Regions from separate parts of the Homo sapiens genome. Here region 2 is linked to region 1. A link is a loop called in an ENCODE intact Hi-C map of the cell type or tissue named here. Cell type or tissue: PC-3. All regions are shown on one strand. Links, peaks and the distances in the headings refer to the core of each region. The heading gives the core; the rest is flanking DNA.

Region 1 (5,397 bases), core at 92-5,091:
TATAATAATAGAGGTAAGCGCTCCATGGGGAACTAGCGCCTGATGTTTCATGACGCTTTCCAACAATGCGAATGGTGTCAGTTCCCCTACATTGACTGTGGCATTTTAATAAATCAAATTATCAAAGCCTCATAAATGTAAAAAAAAAAATGAAACAAAAACAAGTGAAGCAAGCATAGTTGCTGCTCTAACATCAAAGAATCCCAAACCATAAATCCATAACATTCACTTTCAAAAGCAGATGATGAAAAATATGGAATGAGTTTCTTAGATTTAATTTTAAAGCAGCAAAAGTATGTGAAAACAGAAGAGAAATGCTGAAAAGCAGAAACCAGAGCAGAGGGCACTTCATTTTAGAATTTTTAGCCTCTCCAGGGAGCAAAAGAGCTTAGTTCCTTGATGTCTGGGAAACCATGGGCGAAGTTTGCAAGCTCTTTTTATTTGTATTGAGTCCAATCATTCAGCTCAAGTCAGTAAATCAGACACCCAGGGGGTACATAACACATTATTAAATCTATGCAAGAGTTCTTAGTTCATCAAGGAAAAGAAAGGTGCTAAATGTCATGGTGATTTTGCTGATAATCAAACCATTCAATGTTAAATTGATTTTTAAATCATAGTCTCTTTTTTTTGGAAAGTTTCAGTTATTAGTAGTACATATTGGTCATTTTTTGGAGTTAGACACATTTCTTTCCCCTACTGATGACATTCCAGTTTCCTTTCAGATAATTGCTTTTCCCCCATTGTGTGTAAGCTTGGTGGGAAGTAGCGTCTTCCCCCATCCCTCAGCCTTGCAAGCTTAAGGGGGTAGGTCAACCTTATCCCAGTTTGTCCATGAGTGACACAGGCTCAGTCAATAAAACACCCTCCCCAGCCTGAGGATCTCATGGGAATGATGCACAAATATAAGATGATAGTGAAAATCTGTTTATTTCTGCTGATTGGCCTCCTTAGTTTCCTTACATCCTGCCCATTTTCCAAACATAGCCTTCCAGCCTTTTGATCTGTCTGCAGTAGCTACTTAGCAAATCCTTTACTTTTTCCTGAGACCATTTGAGTCTGTTTCAGTAACTCCTAACTAGGAAGTCTGACTAATGTACTCCTTCATTCAAAGAAAAAGGTTTGTTGAACATCTACTATGTTTCACACTGGGAATATAGAGACATAGTTTCTGCCCACACGCTAACTGTGGGGAGATCATTATGTAAACAAATAATTACAATGCAATATAATATACACTATTATAGAAATGAACAAATGTCACGAACGAAGAGGTCAATAATTCCACTTAGGGGACATAGGGAAGGAGGGGAGGTAAAGCACAAGTCTAGTTTTGAAGGACAAGTAGGAGTTTGCTTGACGAGTCAGGCTTTCCAACAGAGGAAACAGTGTACATAAGGCATGGAGGATGGAAGAACCGGTCATGTTTGGGGAGCTTCCAGTAATTAGGCTGGGGCAGAGCATACATGGGTGAATGAGTTTGAAGAAGGCTGAGGCTACATCATGAAGGACAATGTATTCAGTGCAATGGGATTGTTGTTAAATAAATAGCCAGTGGATGGCTAATGCAGAGAAAATAAAAAGCATTGCCCTTAAATACACTTAAATACATGAAGTCTCGGAAACTAGTTGTCCAGATGTAAAGCTTAAAATGGACAATAGATGCTTCAGACCAGTCAAGAATAACTTTTTTTTTTAAGGATCAATTCAGAAAAATAAAAATATTTGCAGGATGTATTTTACAAACAAAACAATTACTTTAAACCTCACGGGATTCCAGTTTTGATGACCTACTCTATTGATCAGAAGAATGTCAAGGATTTGATTGGCAATTCTGATTAGCTACTAAAATGTTAACATGGGAATATATGAGAATTATCTACAGTTGGAAGACAATTCTCCATGGGTCTCTCACATCTCTACGCACCTCACAAGTGGAGGCACTGTCTTTTGTTTCCGATCACCTTTTCAAGCAAGTGTGCATAGTGAACAGCCTTGGAGATATAGTGTTGGTTTGTGTTTCTCCCCTCCAACACTCATGTTGAAACTTAATCCCCAACGTGGCAATATTGAGAGATGGGGCCTTTAAGAGATGATACGGTCATGAGGGCTCTGCTCTCATGAATGGATTAATTCATTCATGGATGAATGGACTAATGGGTTAATAGTTTAATGAGTTATCATGGGAGGGGAACTGGTGGCTCTAGAAGCAGAGGAAGAGAGACCTGAGTACATGCTAGCACACTCAGCCCGCTCACCATGTGATGCCCTGCACTGCCTTGGGACTCTGCAGAGAGTCCTCATCAGCCAGAAGGCCCTCACCAGACATGGCTCCTCAACCTTGGACTTCTCAGCCTTCATAACTGTAAGAAACAAATTAGTACTGGGCTAAGCCCTATGGGACATAAGAAAAAAGAATAAAACATAACCCCAACTCTCACTATATGTAGGGAGAGGTGACAAACACATCTAAAACTAGAGCAAACAACAAAAAATAATATATCAGCAAGTATTACATTCCCATGGCAAAATATGTCCTTTTATTTATATTGTTTTGAACATTGTCAAATTTCAAAGGAGATGAAAATCAGTGAGGGCTCAATGAGGCAGAGGAAGCCTTTGTATAGGGACCTTAAGCTGAGCTCTGAAGGATGGGAGGATTGCTACGAAAGGAGAACAGAAAAGAAAACATTTATCATGAAAGTCAGAAGTGAGACGGCTGAGCAAGTTGTTGAATGTCAGTTGCCCAAACTGTCTCCTGTATTTATCCTCTAGGTGTCCTAGTCTCCCTGTCCGTGAAGTCTGGGCAATAATGTCCCTATGTCTGAGAGAAGTCATAGGGATGCAATAAGCCTGCAGGTGTGAAAGATCTTTTGAAGTGATAGCACTTAATAAAAAAGATGAATAGACTGATTAAATGGACAATGATCTTCTTATTGCTGAATCTTCTTTTTTCCAGTTTAAATGTCCCTGGGAGTCTATGTTCACGTGTCACATAGCAAAGCATGAGTCCTGTCTGTTGTTCTGTGTAACTATAACATAGTTTATCTGTGTTCTTAACGTGTACTGGTCAGAATTCTCCAGTTATGTCCTGACAGGCACAGATTGGAAAGGGGCTTTCACCTTCTTTGGTATAGATATTGTATTTATGCAGCCAAAAAGTCATTTAGCAGCACTAACTTTTATAGTCCTGTCAACTAAAATTACTTTTAGTTTTAATGTAATCTGCTACTGTATTGTTCCCTATCCTGTACTTCTGGACTCAAAGGTAGGATTTTAAACTCAAGTTTCAATTTGCCGTCTTCAGATGAGAGCTGTTGCAAAATGGTAGTGACGGCTGAGCAGATTAGCAACCTCAAATATATGTAAAGCAATTACCTAAACTAGTATCATCATCCAAAGGCGGAAACTGGGCCATTATCAATCCATTGTCTCTTGGTACAGCTGTCCCTTCAGCAATCATATTTCCACCTTTTACCCTAAGCTCCTTACTCCTGACCATCACCACATTCTCAGATGGCTTTGCTTCTTAACACTAGGTGGCAATTTCCTCCCAAAACATCTATAGATGTCGTCACTGGCACCAATTCCTTTCTCCTTCCCTCCAGGATCCAATGTTATGCTTTAGCATCTTTTTTTAATAGGCTATTTTAAGGACTTTATGCATTGGCTTTTGGTGGCCATCATTTCAACAACCCATGTTGTCTCTCTCTCCTGTATCTTTAATATTGCCCTTCTTACTGCCTCTTCTACTTCAGCACAAAAATAGCTTTTCTGTCTTTTTCATAAAACCCATCTATCTATAAAGGACTGAATGTTTCCATGCCCCCCAAAATTTATATGCCGAAGCCCTAACCCCCAGGGTGCTTCTACAGAAGTAATTAAGATTAAATATGGTCGTAAGGGTGGGGCCTTGATCCTATAGGATTAGTGTCCTTATAAGAAGAGACACCAGAAGTTTGCTCTCTCTCTCTCCTCCATGTCCACTGAGGGAAGTCCATGTGACAACATAGTAAGAAGGTGGCCATCTACAAGCCAGGAAGCAACCCCTCACCAAACTCTTAACTGACACGTGGGTCTTCAACAACTCCTACTCCTTTAAAATTCAGTCCAAGGTGTCTTCCCGGGAGATATGCCCTGATTCTTAATTCTAATTTGGATGTTCTTCCTTTGGTTCCTAAAATATCCTATGCATAATTCTTATCACATTTAATGTAACCATTTACTCATCTGTCTTCTCCAATAGTATATGCCCATTTGATTTTATGAAGAACATGCCTCATTTAATTTTACAGTTCCAGTGACTAGCACATTGCCTGACACAGAGTAGGCCTTCAAAACCTAACATGTGATAGGTCTTCAGTTATAAAATGCACTTTGAATCCTCTCTTTTTGGTAAAAGATACATTTTTAAACCATACACTATAAAAACTTATCATAATTATGGTAATCTATCCTTGAAGGTGGGAAAACAATTTATTTGCATAAATTTGGGCACAGAAAGTACCACAGATAGAAGATAAACTCATTGAGAGACCACAGAGTAGAGTTCAAAATAAAAACAGAATGTGTTGATAGGATATCTATGTAAAAGATATACTAAAGCAAGTTATTTAGGCAAAAGAAAAATGATCCTAAATGGAAACATGGTAATACCAGGAAGAATATAGAGAAATGGAAAAAGTAAATATGCAGGTAAAACATAATGAATATTGACTGTTTAAAATGATAATGATGGCCAGGCGCAGTGGCTCACGCCTGTAATCTCAGCACTTTGAGAGGCAAAGGCAGGCGGATCACCTGAGGTCAGGAGTTCGAGACCAGCCTGGCCGACATGGTGAAACCCTGTCTCGACTAGAAATACAAAAATTATCCGGGCATGGTGGCACATGCCTGTGATCCCAGCTACTCAGGAGGGTGAGGCAGGAGAATCACTTGAACCTGGGAGGCGGAGGTTGCAGTGAGCCGAGGTCGCCCCATTGCACTCAAGCCTGGGCGATGAGAGCAAGACTCCATCTCTAAATAAATAAATAAATAAAATGATAATGACGATGTTTTGTGAGAATACAACTATGTAGAAACAAAATATATGACAACAATAACAATAGCCAAAATAGGGTAAATGGATGTCTTAGTCTGTTTGGGCTGCTATAACAATATATCATAAACTGGGTGGCTTATAAACAATAAAAATTTATTTCTCACAGTTCTAGAGATTGGGATGTCCAAGATGAAGGCAAATTTGGTGTCTGGTGAGGGCCTGCTTTCTGGCTTATAGATGATACCTTCTTGCTGTGTCTTCACATGGTAGAACGGGTGCAGGATCTCTCCAGGGGTCTCTTTTATAAGAGCGTTAATCCCACTCATGAGAGTGCTATCACCCTGACCTAATTGCCC
Region 2 (5,397 bases), core at 128-5,127, 330 kb after region 1:
CAAGAAAAATATTTTGTTTATTTTGTTTGTTTTTGTTGTTATAGGTTTTATTTTTTCCTTGGGCACTGATAAATGTGATACAATGTTGAAAAGTATTATTTTTACATTATTTCTCTGATGCTTGTCTTATTACCAAACTACCATTTGTTGCCAAGAGGACATAGTGTCCAGCAAACCATATCTGTTTCTATAAAAAGATCAGAAAAGAAAAACATCAAGGAGACTATCTGATTAGACAAAACCTGCCTCCTTTAAAAGAGTCTGCATTAATTTTAAGAAAAACAGTATTCGCAAGAAATTTTCTGTAAAAACTTTCAGGCATAGAGCATTTTAGCTCACTTTCTTTTACTAATTTCAAAAATAATTTCCAAGAATTCCTAACTTGGCACTATAAGTGAACTTTATCCAACAATGACAACTTATACATAAGTCCAAATTTCCTAATGTAATATAGAAATGGCTTTATATAAAATTATCTACAAATACTACTACTATTACATAAGCAAAACAAAAATACCATGTAAGATTAGTAGTCTTCTAAAGCAGAAATATTTTTCCGTGAAAAGATAGAAGTTTCTTTACGCCATTATAGAGACTGAATAATTTAAGAGACCACATTTTATTTAGATTTGACTCTTCTGTGCCTAGTACAGTAGTTGGTATGTATCAGGAATATTTGTTTCATGAATGAAGAAATGTTTTAAAATGATCCCTCTAATCATCTACCCTATCTCCAAAAAAACCTACATAACAAATGTCCTCGTTCTATTTGAGGTCATTTAACAACAGAAGGAGTAGTTGTTTTGCCATTCCCATTGTAGAAAATAAGTGAAGACCTAAGCCAGACTGTCACTGATTTTACCTTTCTTCTGTCCTAAAAAGAAACAACAAACACTATGAATACTCTAACCATCCCAATCTAACTTCCCCAAACCAAATGCACATACACACAAACACCACCACCACCGCTATCACACTCATAAAACCACCATGCAATTAAATCTACTCTAAAATGCAGAAAAGAACAGAATATTTAAGACACTGACTTGATACCCTTCTCACCTGAAATTTCACATAAATTGTCTTTTATTAAAGTCAGGCAGATATGGAATGGATTACTAACAGTGCAATTGCACTAAAATGATACAGAAATATTTACTGAACATCTACTATGTGCCAAGCACTGTGTTAGGCATTACATACACATTTGAGGTAAGTATGTTTTACCTGTTTTACAGGAAAAGAAACTGAAGCTCTCCAAGACCAAGTAACCTACTCAGATTTTAAACCCTATCCTGCTAAAATCCACAAAGCACTTCTCTATTATAGAACTAAAATATGAAAATTTATTTATTAAACATTTGGTAGATGTTAGGCACTGTGAAGATATAGCAGAAAGTATACCACCACAACTGTCCCTATTTTCAAGCATTTAACAGTATCTATTTAAATTTTCATTTAAAATATATTATATTTATTAAACATTTTTAAATATAATGTGCTCATTTGTTTAAAAAAACATTAGTATATAAGTACTTTTTAAATGAAAGCTACTCTAGTTCATTAAAGCATATCAATTCATTTTTAGAAAATATTTACACTCAATTTTTCCATAACACATTCAGATTAAGGCAAATTTCATCTTTACTGAGATGTGCTACAACCTCATTAGATACTCACTTAGAAGTTGTCTTGTTTTTATAACAAGCAAAAATAATATTTTCTTCAAACAATATAAAATTGATGGCTTGTCTGTTAATGAATGTTAAACTGCATATCCTTTGAAATATGAACCAGTTTAGTAAAAAGGCTATTTCAACTAAGAAGAGTAATTCCTGGCAATGCAGAAGTAAATTGCCTTTCTAGAAAGCTGACTATACTAATCAATCCTTTAAATCACAGTTTATTGTACTTTAACAAATCACTCTTCATAATTAAGAGACATGTTTTATGAGACGAACTACAAAAACAATACAGCAAAATCACAATCCTTTATAAATTTTTCATCTGAGAACATAGGTGTGTGATCAGTGAGCATAGTGGTGGTCCCACAAATACAAGAATACACAGACTATCACATTTGTGTCCATTTTTTAAAATTAAAAAAATAACAATTTTATAGCCCTCCTTTCACTAATTAGTTAATTCATGGATAGGTATATTTAGTAAAACAATGCCCTAGAGGACAAAGAAAGCAGTTCATATGAGAGAGTTTAGTAAAACAGCTTTGGAGCCCTTCTGAAAATTACTTGATAAAAGTACTAACATTCCGTCAGTTGTTGAGACAGATGCTACTGCCAATCAGCTGCATTTGCTGAAGCACATTCTAAAGATTACTAATTAATCCCCACACTGAAACCAATGGTTGCCTGTCATTTTGCTATGATCACCATTTTTTAAAAAATAGTCACCAAAAAGAAACGAGAAAAGAGTCATGAAGTACAGCTCTAGATAAAATATAACCCCAGGTAAGCTATGCATCTACTTAGTTATATCTTTTCAGGTATTCTTTATATGAAACTCAATGCACTGGCTGGAGTCCTGGGATCTTACAGCCTCTCCACATTCTATTTCTCATTTATTTCTATTTATCACAAATGTATAAAAGTATTTTTGAGATATTTAGGAAAAAGAATCATACTGTATAAGACTGCATTTTCTTTGTTGTTGTTGTTGTTGTTGTTAAATTTCGAATCTTTCGATCACAAACTCAAGATAAATATGACTTGTAGAGACATTTTCCAGATTACACCCATATTTTTATTAAAACTCATCCACACTCCCCTGCCTTTACTCCCACCATGCACATATCCCTGCACACTTTGTTCTACCACCATCATATCCTACCTTCATTATGTGAACACTCTAAAGAATTTAACAAATATTAAAATAGTCAACGCTTCCAAATCTTGGCAATTATAAAATATCCTGAAGATCCTTAAAACTATACTAGCACAAGATGCCAAAGAAATTATTTTTAATCTGTATGAAAACATATTAACATATGTAGATAAAGATAAAAATATATTTGAAGGTTCTTATGATTTTCCATCTTTTTAATGTTTTAAGTTAACATTGATTTTTGAATCTCAAGTAACTCTATGATCTACCATGTTTCTAAAGTTGCTTTCATTCAACTGTACATGCCCTGACCTCCACAATGACCTCTACAAAAGCAGTTGTGCACTTTACTGTGGTGCAAATCCTCACGGACAAGTTGAACCTGTTCTTTTTGGCACTGAGCCCTTGTGCTGAACACACAGCTGAGATTTATTATAAAAGGGGAACTAAGGGGCATTATTTCACAACATTTATCCTTCACATACAGCCAAGTATAATCTTTTACAACCTTTGAGAGCTCTTAAATAAACAGATTTTCTCTTAATTGCACAAAGAGTTTTTTATTTGTCACCAATCGTATGGCATATTCAGATTTATTTTACATTAGGAAAAAGCTAGCACACAAAGCATATGTGCTAACAGTTATAAAAATTACTCTCCTTGCTTAATATTTATTTAAAAATCATAAGACTTTTAATCTTCAGATCTGAGGATAATTACTTGCCTTGCTGTCTTTAGCAAGAGCAAAGTAATAAAATAATTAGTAAAAACCTGCCTTCAAAGATCTGTATTTTAAACGGTAGGTTACAAAAAGCCCAACTTGCTACAACACTCTCATAGGTCTTTATTTTTATACTGTCTTGTGTTTTCTTTTTAATTTCAAAGTTCAATTGTAATTCGGGCATTCCCATAACATTTTAAAAACACTTCTCATTCTAACAACTTTGAACTGGACTCTGATATACAAGACTGCTGCCCAGCAACTTTCTCAACTCAACACATCTGATATCATGTGGGAGGGAGGAATTTCATGAGTTCTAAGAAATATCTCTAATAACAGGAATTACCACACCATTTAAGTTAATTCTTCAAGATTTGCTAATTGATCTAGCATCAAGACTTGCCTTGTTGAAAGCAAAAAAACAAATACAACCTCAAAAGTATTCTATCCTGAAAGTCAGGTTCAAACTAGCTTATCAGCTAATTGCTCAACATTAAGGACACTAAAATATGTTGATTCAGGTGAATATTTTCTTGCTCGAAATTCTTCTAATTTTTTCATTAATAGCAAGTGTACAGACAATTTTTAAGATGCCTGTAGACCTTTTCAAATTTTTTTAAAAAAATAATTCAATATTAAACTGATTTTTTTTAATGGTGAAAAAAACCTAATGACATGATTTTAGGCATTGGGAGCTCCACAGTGAGCAAAACAGGCATGTTCATACATAGTGCCAAATATGCTTTGTCTTCCCTTAACAAAGAAATTTCTTTCTTTAAACTTTAACATTTTGAACAACATAACCTTATTGTTCCAGTTCTAAGGAAGATGTTTTAAATAATTTATATCCTTAATACAGTCTCCCTATATCCAATGAATTCATGTAAATGTTCATGAGTTTGAACGTTTTTACATTTATTACTAAAACAGAAAACATTTTTTCTGGAAATATACAATCTTTTGGAAAAAAGCAATTACTTTTAAGTGTTTTTCAAGTGTTATATCTTCAAATAGATATAAATTAGCATGGAAATTACTAACCAACTATATTCATAATATTAATCTGCACTACATGAGACAAGATAAAAATTGATAATATCTATAAAAGATTCATTAAATATGTAAAAAAAAGCCTCAAGATCCTACACTATGTTCTCATATTATGTCAGCACTGGTGGTATTTTTTAAATGCCTAAGGCCTCTAACTCATTTTGAAATACATGTGCTTCAAGATTTCCATAATACCCAAAACTATTCTTGGTGAAGTAATGAGTTAACTACAGGTTAACCAACAAATAACTTAAAGAACAATCTTATTCTATATTTATTTTGTTTCTTCATACCACAACAGCTTTCCCATCTATATATCTTCTCACCAGCAAGAACACAAGCATATACACTATCAGCCTATGACTCCCCATATTAAATGTGCCCTTAGACCAACACAATGTTAAAAGCATGGGGCTTTAGAGTTCTGAACAGTCAAATCCTAGCTCTACCTTGAGCAAAAATAACTTTAAAAAAAAGTCTCAGCTGGGCATGGTGGCTCACGCCTGTAATCCCAGCACTTTGGAGGCTGAGGCGGGCGGATCACGAGGTCAGGAGATGGAGACCATCCTGGCTAACAAGGTCAAACCCCGTCTCTACTAAAAAACACAAAAAATTAGCCAGGTGTGGTGGTGGGTGCCTGTAGTCCCAGCTACTCAGAAGGCTGAGACAAGAGAATGGCGTGAACCTGGGATGGGGAGCTTGCAGTGAGCAGAGATCGCGCCACTGCACTCCAGCCTAGGCGACAGAGTAAGACTCTGTCTCAAAAAAAAAAAAAAAAGAAAAGA

The links. A loop is a pair of places that touch in the nucleus more often than their neighbours do. Peaks named below come from ENCODE experiments on the same cell type or tissue, not always from the same donor. Only the 100,000 strongest peaks of a DNase experiment are listed, where the experiment ranks them.
Region 2: a loop joins it to region 1, with 3 times the contacts of the local background. A loop is called at or near these places in 1 of 110 quality-filtered maps.

What each region holds. Positions count from the first base shown.
Region 1 is chr14:61,194,373-61,199,769 of GRCh38, reverse strand. It overlaps a transcript of PRKCH not described here. Among named protein-coding and RNA genes, the nearest start is that of TMEM30B, 84 kb to the left of the region's middle. In PC-3, for the core only: CTCF peaks have their summits at 2,774 and 3,545 (motif pointing right); a DNase peak (open chromatin) is centred at 2,779.
Region 2 is chr14:60,860,348-60,865,744 of GRCh38, reverse strand. The region is part of intron 6 of MNAT1 (MNAT1 component of CDK activating kinase); the gene reads right to left. Among named protein-coding and RNA genes, the nearest start is that of TRMT5, 120 kb to the left of the region's middle. In PC-3, for the core only: no CTCF peak of the experiment used is centred there; a DNase peak (open chromatin) is centred at 3,224.